Linked DNA regions of Homo sapiens: region 2 is linked to region 1. Evidence: chromatin contacts called from ENCODE Hi-C or POLR2A ChIA-PET data. All regions are on one chromosome and are shown on one strand. Each heading gives the region's core, a stretch centred on a gene start or an enhancer-like site at or near the end of the contact. The rest is flanking DNA. Distances are from core to core; before and after follow the strand shown.

Region 1 (7,669 bases), core at 2,571-5,070:
AGGCATGGGCAAATACTTCATGACTAAAACACATAAAGCAATGGCAACAAAAGCCAAAATACACAAATTGGATCTAATTAAACTAAAGAGCTCCTGCACAGCAAAAGAAACTACCATAAGAGTGAACAGGCAACCTGCAGAATGGGAGAAAATTTTTACAATCTACCCATCTGACAAAGGGCTAATATCCAGAATCTACAAAGAACTTAAACAAATTTACAAGAAAAAAGCAAACAACCCCATCAAAAAGTGGGCAAAGGATATGAACAGACACTTTTCAAAAGAAGACATTTATGCAGCCAACAGACATATGAAAAAATGCTCATCATCACTAGTCATCAGAGAAATGCAAATCAAAACCACAATGAGATTCCATCTCACACTAGTTAGAATGGCGGTCATAAAAAATCAGTAAACAACTGGTGCTGGAGAGGATGTGGAGAAATAGGAATGCTTTTACACTGTCAGTGGGAGTGTAAACTAGTTCAATCATTGTGGAAGACAGTGTGGCGATTCCTCAAGGATCTAGAACTAGAAGTACCATTTGACCCAGTGATCCCATTACTTGGTATATGTCCAAAGGATTATAAATCATGCTACTATAAAGACACATGAACATGTATGTTTATTGAGGCACTACTCACAATAGCAAAGACTTGGAACCAACCCAAATGTCCATCAATGACACACTGGATTAAGAAAATGTGGCATGTATACACCATGGAATACTATGCAACCATAAAAAAGGATGAGTTCATGTCCTTTGTAGGGACATGGACGAAGCTGGAAACCATCATTCTGAGGAAATTATCACAAGGACAGAAAACCAAACACCACATGTTCTCACTCATCGGTGGGAATTGAACAATGCGAACACTTGGACACAGCATGGGGAACATCACACACCGGGGCTTGTCATAGGGTGGGGGTATAGGGGAGGGATAGCATTAGAAGAAAGACTTAATGTAAATGATGAGTTAATGGGTACAGCAAACCAATATGGCACATGTATACATATGTAACAAACCTCCTGCACGTTGTGTACATGTACTCTAGAACTTAATGTATAATTAAAAAAACAAAAAAACCAGCTCTTGCTTCTGAAAGATGCCACAGTCTATTGAGAAAAACAAATAAGAAAATAAGCAAGTGTGATAATGCCATAGTAAAATGCTAGGAGAACATGGATTTGGAGCCCACTGCTTCTAACAGGATCTGATGATTCTGAAATGATTTTAAATGTGTTTAGCTTTCATAGGTAACAGCTTTCCAAAGTATTTGAGCCAATATATTTTCTTACCTGCAATGTATGAGAGTTCTAACTATTCCACATCCTGGCCAACACTTGCTATTGTATGTCTTTGTAATTTTAGCCGTTCTGATAGATATGTCATGGTATCTCATTGTGGTTTTAATTTGCATTTCCCTGATGAGTAGATGTTGGTGAAGGCAATAGGTGGGAAAGGGTAGATGGAGGAAGAGGCATTATAGACAGAGAGACCAACATGTACAAGTAGACACAGAAACTAGAGAAAATATGTATCGTAGGTGCACAGGATAGCAAGAGACAAGGCAAGAGAGAACACAAGGAGGAGTATCAAAAGCCTTGCCCAACACACTGAGAAGGTTGAGCATCTCATAAAATCACTGGAAAGCTAGCCATAAAAATATTTTATAAGTAAGACATAAATGTAACCAGATCTATAGTTAAATGATCCCTCTAACAACAGTGTGGAAGACAAATTGGAGGAAGGAATACTGGAGGAAACGGCAAGGGAAGGAGGTAAGTAGGGCTTGAATAGAGGCAATGCCACCAAGGACATGCCAAGAGAGTGGTTTTTAAGGACATTTAGACAATAAAATCTACAGGTTTGGCTCAACACAGGAAATGAGGAGGATGAGGAGCACAAGATGGCACCCAGCATTCGGGCCTGGCAGACATGCTATACTTGAAATAGGGGTAGAATATCTAGAAACCAAGCAGTGTGTCCTGGAGGTCTGGTATTTGTTTACCTTACAAAACAGTTAAAAGGATTTTGTTTTCAAAGCTTAATTCATAGGACCACCAGAATTATATTTCCAAAGGGGCCCTGGGAGTTGAGAGAGGAGATAAACATAGTGTCTTGGTCTTTGAGAGCAGAAAAAAGGGTTCCTGGGGCAAATTCTGCACTGATGAAGAGGGCTGCCTTCACTATCTCTCCCAGAGAAGTGCTCCAAAGCTGGCAGAAGACCCTCAGTCAAAGGCAACACTGTACAGCAGAAGCAAAAGTACAAGATACCAACTTCTGTAGACTACATACAGGTCGTCAGCATGTGTGGGGTGGGTAAAGCCATGAAAACGAGTGAGCTTATGCTAGGATTGCTTAGACTGTGAGGAGAAAAGGGCCAAGATGATGGGAAGCATCAGTGTTTAACAGGTGGAAAGCCTGAAAAAGAATGTCCAGAAAGGCAAGAAGAGAGCCAGCAAAGAGCAATGTAATGGAAACCAAGGAGGAGAATTTTATGAAGGAAGTGATCAATATAGTCAAGTGCTGGAAAGAGAAGTTAAATAACATGAGGATTTTAAATAGTTAGAAAATCTTTAATGACTTTGCAGAAGCCACTTCACTAGGTTAATGGGATGTAAGCCTCATTATGGAGAGCTTTAGAGTAAATGAGCAATGATAAAGTGCAGAGAATGGTTTATATTATTTTGGGGGGTTAATAATGAAGTTGGAAAAATATAGGGTGATCTCTAAGAAGAATTACAAATTTAGGGGAAAGAACTTTCCTTTAATGTGGTAGAACCTGTAGCATGGTAAAAGGCTATGGAGAAGAAGCCAATGATAATAGGTTGAAAAAAATGGAAGAGAAAAGAAGCTAAGAAGTAACTGAAGCATTAGAAGGGAAATCTCCAGAGAAATCTAAGGATTGTCAACTATGCCAACTGTTTAAACAACTTCAAGAAACATAAGGACAGAGAACAGTCTACTGTATTTGGCAATTAGGGCATCAGTAAGAGTTGTTTTGAGAAGTTCACTTGAGTGTTGGGGACAGAAGCAGAGTACAAGGAGCTGAGAATCTAAGGGGATATGGGAAACTGAAGACAGAAAATTGAACACTACATTTTCAAAGCACTTGGCTGTGATTGGAAGAAGAAAAGTAAATTATTTAATCCTACCTATCATTTCTGCTAGGCCCATGGTCTCCTCTGAGTGGCCAGTATCCAGTGATCTTGCCCTGCTTATTGGACAGGAGTGGACACTAAGCCAAGGGAAGTTTACCTTATGGGCATAGCTGTCAATCAAAGGGGAGCACCCAAAGTAATGCACAATTTGCTTTTTCTTAGTGGATCCTCTTTCTGGGAGAAATTAAAAGTGTACTCACAGTTCAACGACAAATACACAGTGACACTACTGGAAGAGACTCATTTGTTTTTGGAGTTATGAAGCACTCTCCTTTTTCTTGGATTAATTTATCTCCATGGTAATTAACCAACAAAATTATGTTCAGAGATATAGTTTCTGTTAGATTGCCTTTCAGAGATTAGATCTTTCCTTTTCTACACTTCCCTTTATTTTGAGCCATGAATAGCAAAGCAAAGGACCATTAAGTATCCTATTAGCCAAATGCTTTAGTTTACACCATGATGATCTCAGAATACCTAAGTAATCAGTCAATACATTTTTTTAAAAGCCAAATAAGTTAATAATCTTAATGAAGTCTGACTTCATTAAGTCATTTTTGTAGTTCATTTTTGTAGTTTTTAGTGTAATTTAGAGACATAGCTCAAATCAACTTCCTCATTCTATAAGTAGAGGTACACATAATTATGCCCTTAAAGCTAATCAGGATTTTCAAAAGTCAAGCATACCATGGGCTGTGGCTTTTATTAGTCACAGCCTCCGGAAATGTTGATTCAGCTGAGTAGGAGGCAATGGGAGCATTCATTGTGACTTAGTTAATAGTCATGTGTGGGGGAAGGGTGCAGAACTGGGTAGAAGATGAAAGAAGATAAGCACATGTTTAAAAGAATTGCATTAAACAACTTTTTACTATGGTTAGAAAAGTAGCATTTGTTTTTTTCATGCTGTAATATGTTCAGCTTCATAATGAGTTGTGACATTTACAGCATTCTTTTAAAGATATCTGGGCAGAGCAAAGCCAGGGAGGAAATTACTGAGCATGACTACTGGCAACTGGTGATAAATACTTTCGCATTATTTAAAAATATTTAATGGCCACTGTCTTTATTGTGCAAGGTATACTACCATTTCATTATCATTTTTCAGATACGTGACTCAAGTTACCAAGTTGCCATGACTGCCTACTGGAGATGAAGGAAACAAAATCATCATTACTGAAAAATTCTTGAAGAAAAAAATGTTCATCAATTTGGAGATACCTGTCTTCCAGAATACTTGAGATTATTCTTTAAAAACAATTTTTACCACATATAAACAGAAGCCAAGGCTAACTCAAGATAAAAATTTAGGTCTTAAGGATCTTTCATGCCTGTAATCCCAGCACTTTGGGAGGCCAAGATGGGCATATTACTTGAGCTCAGGAGTTCAAGACCAGCCTGAGCAGCATGGCAAAATCCTGTCTCTACAACAAATATAAATATTAGCCAGGCATGGTGGCGAGTGCCTGTAATCCCAGCTACTCAGGAGGCTGAGGCAGGAGAATCACTTGAATCTGGGAGGCTGCGGTTGCAGCGAGCCGAGATTGCACCTCTGCACTACAGCCTGGGTGACAGAGTGAGACTGCATCTCAAAAAAGAAAAAAGATATACTTTGGGTGTGGATAGATGTAATATTTCTGAGAGAAAAGATCTTTTTTGCTCACTTTAAAAATTGTTCCTCCACCGCATCTCACCACTCCACAGCCTAAAATCACCTGATATTGATCCCTGTTCTATCCAGAGTATTAGTGATGTGTAGTATCTATTCAAAAAGTGCTCCAATACTGTCTTTGAGGTTTCCTCCCAGGCTACCGGCACCCATTCTGTAGCTTTTGCTGCTCTCAAATCTTGAGTTTACCAGAAATTGTCAATAAAAGTTTATTATACAAGAATCAGGACCATATTCCTTCCTCAAATGGCCCTTTAATGATTGTTGAATAAAATATCAAGGAGTTGCTGTGGTCTACTCATATCGTCCTAAAAACCAAGTTTGTACAAGTAGATAACAATCACTATGTTAGAACAACTTCTTGGCTGAAAGCAAGTACAAGACACCATTGATTATAAGACGCATCCCAATTTTAGACATGTTAACATGTGAAAACAAAAAACAGGCTTATCTTCAAGACATATTTTTAAACCTAGAAGAAGAGAAGGAAAAGGATGAGGAAAAGGAGAAGAACAAGAGAAAACTGTTCAAATAATCTAGATAAGAACTAAGGTACTAGTAGCAGAGAGAGAGAGAGAGAAGGGTTTGGACACAAGGCATATTTAGTAACTAGAATCACCAGGTCTTGGAACTGACGGGAAGTTGAGAAAGATGGCAACAAAGTATAGGAAAGCTATACAATTTCTAGGTCATATATCTGGATGGGAAGCAAATAAAAGATTAAGGGAAAATACTAGTTTAGTTTTGGATACACTATTTGACAACCAGATACAGATGTCCAGTAGGCAGTTGGATATATAAATCTGGAGCTTAGTAGAGTTGCCTAGTCTGCAGATATACAATTAGAAGACATTTATATGTGGTACTGGGTAATATTGCCCATCAATGGCCTATTGAATTTTTTTTAAGAAAAACATAAAAACCTCCAAACTAACCAGTACTGTATTGTCAGTATTCAGTTACAAGGAACAGAATCCACTGTAGCTGGTTTAAGAGGAAAGGGGTTTGTTACAGAATATTAAATGGCTTACTTTAAAAAGCTAATAAAAAAAGACTCCATTCTAAGGTTCTAGAAACAATTCCCAAAGCCACACTACAGAACTGGGTAGCTGAAGGAGCTGCTGCCTTAAAAATGATCAGGGATCTGTAAAATTAGCAAACTGCCATGTGAGAAATTACTAACACTACTTGCTTCCAAACCACATCACGTTCACTAAAATCTCCACCAGCAAAAATATGACCCTGTGCCTTGACTCTCTCCTCCTAGATTAACTGCAAATCTAAGTCTCATACAATGTATCTGTCTGATTGTCAGAAGGTAAATTATACCCAGAACTCTAGGACATTTGAAGAATGGCTTGCTTTGTTTTGCTTTGGCTTTGTGTGTTGAGCTTTCTGCCTTCCACATATTATAAGGAAGCTGAACTGAAACGTGTGGTGAGTGAGCCAGACCCTATCACCTACCATGAAGACCAAAAGCAGAACAATGGGGAACATGAACACTGAAAGTGTGAGAAGTTTGGCCATACCAAAGAAGGTATGGCCAGAGAGGTGAGCACCACAGTGAGTGTACAGCATGGAAGCCAGTGGAAAGGAAGCAGAAGAACAAAGCAGCACCAGAAGAAGCAAGGAGTGAAGAAAGGTCAATGTCAGAAGCTGCTAAGAAGTGAGCGTTTAAACAGCTGGATAATTTCTAAAGCAGGGGCCCATCCATGGCCTGTTAGGAAATGAGCCGCATAGCAGGAGGTGAGTGGCTGGCGATCGAGCAAAGTTTGATCTGTATTTACAGCAGCTCCCCATTGCTTGTATTACTGCCTAAGCTCACTTCCTTCAGATTTTAGGGGGCATTAGATGCTCATAGGAGCAAGGGCCCTAGTGTGAACTGTGCATTTGAGGGATCTGGGTTGTGTTCACCTTATGAGACTCTAACAAATGCCTGATGATCTGAGGTGGAACAGTTTCGTCCTAAAACTATTCCCCCCCAACCTCCCACCCCTTCCCATGGAAGAATTGTCTTCTGGGAAACCAGTCCCTGATGTCAAAAATGTTGGAGACTAAAGAGTATCTGATAGAGTTAGCAAAAACAAGGTCCTTTGGTGGCCTTGGCAAGAGCAATTTCAGTGAAGTGGTTATGAAGGATGCTTGCTTGAAATGGGTTAAAAAGTGACTGGGAAGGATAAACTGATTTCAAGTTTATCTTCCTCTTAAGTGTGAAGTAATCTGTTAGGGCCTGAGTTTTCCTCGTCTGTTAAAATGGATTTATGCGCACCTTGTATGTTTGTTTTATGTGCAACCTGATATGGCCAGGCATTCACCACTATGACGGAAATCAAAAGAATTAACCTCACTTTTGTACCTAGGATCTCCCCAAACACCTCCTGGTTGTTGGAATTTGGGAGAACCTAGTCATTCACTACCTCATTTCTTCCAGCTTCTTCCAAATTGAGAACAGACTCATGTGACCAATGGATATCAAAGTATCAGTTTTATTCATGGTAAAGCTGGAATGAAGAAAATAGTTTGGGCTTGAGGTCAAAATGCCTTTCCCTTGTATTGAATGTGCATTCCCAGCCAGGCAGAGGAGCTAGAGGGGACACTCTGCCCAGTCTATTTACCACACTGGAGATAAGATATGAGAAAGGTCCCAGTCGTTATCCATTTTTGAGGCAAGTAGCAGGAGAGCAAGAACCAAGAGTTAAGGCCATACATATACAGTGACCCCATCTGGCAGGAAAACAAGAGGAGGCACCAAGAAAGGAATGAAGAGAAAAATGGATACGTCCTTTATGATAATTCCTCAAGACTGTTAAAGCATTTCCAGAAACCATAGAGAGGAA
Region 2 (7,669 bases), core at 2,541-5,040, 110 kb before region 1:
AAGTAAGAGGTGCTCAATGCTCTAGAGATTTTAAATAAGCTGACAGAAGTCATTGTATAAAACAAGTAGGAAAGAATTAGAGATGTAATAGCCAAGGTTCAGCAGCATATAACAGAAATCACTTTATATTTAAGCAGAAAGTGATTTAATATGAGGAATTAGATGCTGATAACATCTTTTGAAGGGCTGAATAAATGGGCTCTAGGCTGTGCCCCCTGGAATCCCAGAACAATCCCACTCAGAATTGTCCCCGCTGGAATCCCAGAACAACCCCACTCAGAATTGTCCTGCCAGTGTAACCTGGATCTCTTCCACAATGGGAGGTCTAAAAATGGTGGCCACTGGAGCTGTTGGCTTCAGAGCCACAATAACTGCTAGCTCTGCATGAGCCCAGACAGGTGCCCTGCACCTGCCTCTGGATACCAACGACTGGCCCCTAGAATCTCTGCTAATGCTGCTGCAGAAAAACATACCTCTGTGACCATGTGCTTTAGTTTTCTATTGCTGTGTAATAAATTACCACAAACTTTAATGGCTTAAAACAATACCCATGTATTATCTCACTTCTACAGGTCAAAAGTCCAGGTGGGCTTGGCTGGGTTCTCTGCCCTAAGCAGAGAGTCAAGGTGCAGCAGGCTGGGTTCTTATCTGTAGGCTCTGGGGAAGAATCTACTTCCAAGCTCATTCAAGTTTGGCAGAATTCAGTTCCTTGCTATTGTAGGACTAAGGTCTTTCTAGAGGTCACTCCCTTGCATGGGCTTTTTCATAGATCCTCTCATAGCATCACAGCTGGTAGCAAGATCCCTCATGTGGGATTCCCCAGCCCCCAAACACTAATCTCTCTGACTTCCTTTACTGCCTTCAGCCAGAGAAAATTCCTTGCTTTTAAATGGGTTCATGTGATGAGATTAGACTTGCCCAGGTCATCTCTCTATTTTAAATCAACTATGCGAGATAACAGTATGATCACAGCAATAGCATCTCTTCATAATCATACGTTCTGGGATTAGGGTATGGAACCTTGGCTGCTATTTTTAGAATTCTGCCTCCCACATTATGCTTGCCAGAAACAGCAATATAACCAATAGATACACCTTTCATTAGTCAGAGTTCTCCACAGAAACAGAATCAATGGGATACATTTCTATAGAGAAAGAGATTTATTATACGGAGCGGCTCCCATGATTATGGAGGCTGACAAGTCCCAAGATCCGCAAGGTACGTTGACAAGCTGGAGGCCCAGGAGAGCTGATGATGTAGTTTCAGTGTGAAGCCCAGCAGTCTCAAGAACCAGGAAGAGCCAATGTTTCAGTTTGAGCCCAAAGACAGAAAAAAATTGAGGTCCTAGTTTGAAAGAAGTCATGCAGTAGGAATTTCCTGTTACTCATGAAAGGATCAGCCATTTTGTTCTATACAGGCTTTCAACTGACTGCATGAGCCCACCCACATTAGGGAGGGCAATCTGCTTTATTGTCTACTGATAAAAATGTTAATCTCATCCGAAAACACCCTCACAGGAGCACTCAGAATGATGGAGTTCTTTTGGTTGTTGTTTGCTTGTTTGTTTGCTTGTTGAGTTGGGATCTCACTCTGTCACTCTGGCTGGAGTGCAGTGGTGAGATCTTGACTTACTGCAACCTCTGCCTCCCTGGCCCAGGTAATCCTCCCACCTCAGTTTCCTGGGTAGCTGAGACCACAGGTGCATGCCACCACACCCAGCTAATTTTTTGGATTTTTGGTGGAGACAGGGTTTTACCATGTTGCCCAGGCGGGTCTTGAACTCCTAAGCTCAAGAAATCCACCCACCTTGTCCTCCCAAAGTGCTGGGATTACTGGGGTGAGCCCCTGCTCCCAGCCTCAGAATAATGATCGACGAAATATCTGGGCACATAAAATTAACCATCACACCTTCCAAATCTCATGCAAGTACCCTACGTTAGATTGGCCGAACCTAAGTCCTATCCAGAACTCCAGGTACAAGGGAGTCAGGCAATGCAGAAAGGCACATGGCAACAGTTTCTCTCAAATATTTTGACCCCATGCCACTATAGGAAATGCATATTTTATCACACCCAGTATAAGCACACATATATGAGTACATGAAATAAAATTTTTATAAGACATTACTTACCTTTACTAAGTGCAATGTGTTCTGATATTTTCTTTGTGGTTCTATTTCATTTTTTAAAAATTTCAACCTATTGAAATATAATCGATAAAGAGGCATTCTATTAATATATATTTAAGGTACACAAACTGATGTTTTTATATAGGTACGCTTTGGGAAATTGTTTCTATTTTATTTTAAATCACTCTGATCTTGACCCGCTAAATGGTTTCATGACCTTCCAATAAACGAGGTATCATTAGGAAGGCAGACTGATTTTGAGGGTCAATCTACTGTACCCATTACAAATGACCTTAGGGAAGCCATTTTTCTTCAGTTACATGTCTCACAATGCCTGGAAGATATAACAAATTTCTTAAGTTGAATTGACTGCAGACAGTGGGCTTTCAATTCAAACTGAACACAGACTGAGAAAAGTCTGAATCTTTTTACAGGATAGGTCCCTGAGTATTCAATAAAATAAAAGATGGATATCAAGGAATGCCCTTTTGCCCACTCCCCACCTCAGGAAGGCTAGATTTGAAAGTCCACTGGAATACATGGGACCCATTTTTCAGGGGGAATAAATGGCTACCAAGGCAGTGTTCATGCACAAAGTAAACATGAACAAAGTGAACATGATTAAATATCATAAATTGTTGCTGAAGCATGTAAAAATTGTCAGCTTCTGAGCCACTTATAATAACTACTAAATGACTGGCTTTGATTACCATGTCAATGCTTAAGGCACAATTTAGAGAATGTTGTTACTAAGACAACCCTCCCTTTCAACAAGTGCCCAGGTTTCATATTTCTGTTCCACACCCCCAAGATGGTGAGCTGTGTCTCTCCAGGAGGAAAGGCTCTAGTGAAGAATTCATCAATTTTCTACTCAATCTCTCTTACAAAACTACTCTCTGGGAAAATGACTTATTGTTTAAGTGTTTACTTTTTGTTATTTGAGCAAGCAGTAGGCATATTCGTGAATCCATTTTCATTTAACTGCGCTCATGCTCCAAGCAGCTTACATGGATCAGCCCAGAGAGGTTAACCTCAATCAATTCTCTATCTCTGTTGCCACGTCACTGCAGAGTTTCACATGGTCAGATTTCATTGTCTGACTGTGAAAAAATTAAGAACTTGGCTTTCCTAAACAAGAATCAATTCTCTATCTCTGTTGCCACGTCACTGCAGAGTTTCACATGGTCAGATTTCATTGTTTGACTGTGAAAAAATTAAGAATTTGGCTTTCCTAAACAAGAAACGTATTATAGAGTCTTCCTCATTCGGTTACATAAGAGTGTGAATGAAGAACAAATAGGGGCATTGTCTGATACAGAAAGTAAAGTTTTAGGGCTAGGTAGCTTGTGGTTGTTTTAACAAAATCTACAAATTGTTTAAAAATGAGAGTCTTGAAATCAGTGAAATTATGATGGCTTGGGGAACTTTTACCAATAGCATTATCAAATATCTGGATATACACTCTATATAGGAGCAATAAATCTCAATCATTTGTTTAAGAAAGATTTGATGAGCACCTCCTATGTGGTGTTTATTGTTCTACTGTAAATGCAGAAGTGATCAAAATAGACCAAGTTTTGCTCATTATATAGCTGGAAGAGGCAGAGGATAACTGGGAAACAAATAATGAAAGGACAAGGTAAAGGGCACGTGGGACACAGCCAGCTCAGAGTTGCCTAAAGCAAACACACACTATGCCTCTATCCCACAGTTCCAAGAACGATGACACATTTCTCTAATTGCTATGTATCATAACTGCCAGAGTGTTTCCCTTTCTCCCAATTGCATGTATTTTTTAGGAAAAGGTATAATTTATGGGATTAATACTGGGGATTCGGAAAATCAGTGGATGCCTGAGGATCAGTTTTGAAAATTGAGCAATGCCATAGTAGTTCTGGAGGTTGACAGGCAGAATATCTGATCACATACTTTAAAAAACACACAAACAGCTTCATTGAGGTATAACTGACATACAATAAACTGCTTGCTATGGTTTGAATGTGTCCCCCAAAGCTCATGTATGGGAAACTTAATCTCCACTGCAACAGTGTTGGGAGCTGGGGCCTAATAAGAGGTGATTGGTCATGAGTGATCTGCCCTCATGAATGGATTAATGTTGTTAACCCAGGAGCAGGTTTGTTACCTGGGGAGTAAGCTTTTTATAAAAGTGAGTTTGGCCCCCTCTTGCTCTCCTGTATGCTCTTTGCCCTTCTGCCTTTCTCAGTGGGATGATGCAGCACAAAAACGCTCACTGGATGCCTTTGGACTTCTTTGGCATCTTTGAATGCTTTTGGACTTCCCAGCCTCCAGAACCATGAGCCAAATAACTTTCTGTTTATTATCAGTTACCCAGTCTGTGGCATTCTGTTATAGCAGCATAAAATGGACTAAGACACTGTACATATTTAAAGTACACAATTTGATAAGTTCTGATATATGCATATACCCATGTCAACATCACCATATCAACGTAACGGACATATCTTTCACCTCTAAAAATGTCCTTTGTTATCCCTCCATCCTATACCTCCCAATGCCCAGCCCTAGGCAATCACTGGTCTGTTTCCTGTCACTATAGGTTATCTCACATTTTCTAGAATATCATTCTCTCTTTTGGGGAATCTGGCTTCTTTCACTCAGAATAATTATTTTGAATTTTAGCCACCTTGTTTTATGTATCAATAATTCATCACTGTTTTGCTTATTAACATATGAATGCACATTGGGATTGTTCCCACATTTTGCCTAGTATAAATTAAGCTTCTGTAGACATTCCTGTAAAATTCTTCTTATGGACAAATGCTTTGATCTTTTTTTTTTTTTGGAGATGGAGTCCTTGCTCTGTCACCAGGCTAGAGTACAGTGGTATGATTTTGGCTCACTGCAACCTCTGCCTCCAGGGTTCAAGCAATTCTCCTGCCTCACCTTCCCAAGTAGCTGAGACTACAGGTGCACACTGCCATGCCTGGCTAATTTTTGTGTTGTAGTAGAGACAGCTTTTACCATGTTGCCCAGGCTGGTCTCAAACTCCTGAAGTCAGACAATCCGCCTGCCTCGGCCTCCCAAAGTGCTAGGATTATAGGCATGAGCCACCGCGCCCGGCCTGCTTTGATCTTTTTAGTGACAATACCTGGGAGTAGATTGGGTCACATACGGGGTGCATGCTTAAATTTTTTTAAAAAAATACCTAACTGTTTTCCATAATAGTTGCATTTTCACAATCCCATTAACAGTGCATGAGAGTTCCAGTTACCACATCATTTAGTAGGTCAGTCTTTTAAACATTCTAAAAGATGTGTATTGTTATGTCATTGTAGTTTTTATTTGCATTTCCCCTAAGGCCTTATAATGTTCAGCAGCTTTTTATGCACTTATTTGCCGTTCATATATCTTCTTTGGTAATGTGTTTGTTCAAATCTTTTGCCATTTTTAATTGGATTATCTTCACAAAATTGAGTTTTGAGAGTTATGTTCTGGATACAAGCCCCTTGTCATATAGGTCATTTGCAAATATTTTCTCCCAGCCTGTGTGTTATCATTTAATACTTTAAAAAGTCTTCCAAAAAGTAAAAGTTCTTAGTTTGAGAATGTCCAATTTTTTTGTAATGAATCATGCTTTTGGTGTTGTAACTAGGAAATCTGCCTAATCCAGGGTCACAAAAAAATTTTTAAATATATTTGAAAGATGTTTCTCCATTGCATTCTTGATTGTATCAGTTCTGTTGAGAAATCTGCTTTTATTTGTGTATTTTTCTCCAGGTTCTTTTAAGATTCCCTTTTTATTTTTAAATTTAAGCAACATGATTATGAAGTGACTTAGCATAGTTTTCCTCATGTTTTCCTGTGTTTGCAGTTCACTGGGCTTATTAAATCTATACATTTAAAATTTTCATCAACTTTAAAAATTCTTGTCCATTATTTATTTATTTTTTCTGCCTGTCTCACCCCTTGGGGATCCAATTACACTTGAAGCATTCTTTTCTCTATGTGTTTTGTTTTAGATGGTTTCCATTGCTATGTCTTCAAGTTCTCTAATCTTTTATTCTGAAATGTCTAATCTCTCATTGATCCTACCTAGTAATCTTAGACTAGATTTTTAATTTTAGTCATTATAGTTTTCATCTCTAGAAGTTTATTTTGGATTTCTTAACTTGCATGTCTTTACTTAACATGCTCAATCTGCACTCTAACTTCTTGAACATGTGGAATATGGTTAAAATAACCATTTTAATGTTCTCTACTAATTCTATTATCTGCATAATTCCTGGGTCAGTTTTGACTGTCTGATTTTCCCCCTTATTATGTGTTGTATTTTCCTGTTTGTTTGCATGCCTGGTAATTTCTGATTGGATGCCAAACATTGTGAGTTTTACTTTAGACGGTGCTGGATATTTTTGTATTCTCATAAATATTCTTGAACTTTGTTTAGGGATTCAGTTAAATTCCTTGGAAATAGTTTTAACCTCTCAGGCTTGTTTTTAAGCCTTTTTAGGCAAGACCAGAGCAGTAGTTAGTGAAGGGATAATTTTTCTTCACTGCTGTGGCAAAACTCTCCTTAGCATTCTACCAAATGGCATGTGAATTATGAGGTCTTCCACACCAGCTATTGAGAACAGGGATTATTCCTGGCCCCGTGTGATCCTGGGTATTGTTTCCTCTAATCCTTTTGGGTGTTTCTTCCCTTGGTCTCAGCTAGTTTCCTAATACACATTAGATATTAAATATAGCAGCCTCCATGGACTACTGACTCCATCCCCACAATTTAGGGAAACTCCTCAACTCGGCCTCATTTCCTCCTCTCTGTACCGTGGCCTGAAAACTTTGTTCAGTCAGTAAGTTAGGGCAATTTTATGGATCTCTTCATTTATTTCCCATCTCGCAAAGATCATTGTCCTTCATTGACTGACATCTTGTCTTGAGAACAATTGTTTCATGTACTTTGTCTACTTTCTTAGTTATTTCCAGCAGGAATATAAATCCAGTCCCTACTGCTGTATTTTGAGAGGAAATGTTAACTCTAAATTACATTTTAATGTTGAGTCTTACTTCTCTGGTTTTGTTTTCTGATTTTTTTTCTTCTTAGATGGTAGATTTTATGTGGACATATGGGAAATGACAATTGCTAGACATGAGGAGAAATTACAGGGAATGAGCAGACATATGGGAAATATGGTTTAAAAAGAACAAAGAGAAAGAATTGGGAATGAAATGAGAACAAATGGCCAGATCTGGGGAAAGGAGTTGATGGAGAGTGTCAAAGTCATCTGAAATCCCACCTCTCACCTCTGCTAGGCCAAACGTGTGACTGCAGAAGGATTCAAGCTCATCACTTCAACTTGGTAACTTTAATCTGTCAGTGAGCTGGTCCTCCCAGCAACCTATCAAAGACAAGGTGCATAAATTTGTCATCTCTATTTTTCAGAAGGAGAAACACCAAAATTGTTAGACAACAATCTCAAAATTGCCCAGAGAATAGGGCCTGGTTGAGAACTAGAAATCTTAAGTATATCTTGTTACTACTTTTCCCAAATGGTTATCTAA

Evidence for each region. Hi-C counts contacts between places; a loop is a spot of excess contacts on that map. ChIA-PET counts read pairs that join two places held with the same protein, here RNA polymerase II (POLR2A). Pooled maps may share reads with other maps.
Region 2: a loop to region 1 is called in a map of endothelial cell of umbilical vein, with 6 times the contacts of the local background. The contact joins two enhancer-like sites. A Hi-C loop is called at or near these places in 2 of 168 maps with a recorded cell type or tissue (PC-3 and endothelial cell of umbilical vein) and 4 of 50 pooled maps. POLR2A ChIA-PET finds 5 or more read pairs at or near these places in 2 of 52 experiments (activated T-cell and naive thymus-derived CD4-positive, alpha-beta T cell).

The regions. Positions count from the first base shown.
Region 1 is chr7:106,714,496-106,722,164 of GRCh38, forward strand. No RefSeq gene overlaps it. Among named protein-coding and RNA genes, the nearest start is that of LINC02577, 57 kb to the right of the region's middle. RefSeq lists enhancers at 3,609-4,808, 6,328-6,587. Within about 2 kb of position 3,821, at least 9 of the 41 ENCODE cell types and tissues checked have a DNase peak (open chromatin) inside an H3K27ac peak, as active enhancers do.
Region 2 is chr7:106,608,266-106,615,934 of GRCh38, forward strand. No RefSeq gene overlaps it. Among named protein-coding and RNA genes, the nearest start is that of CTB-30L5.1, 13 kb to the left of the region's middle. Within about 2 kb of position 3,791, at least 2 of the 41 ENCODE cell types and tissues checked have a DNase peak (open chromatin) inside an H3K27ac peak, as active enhancers do.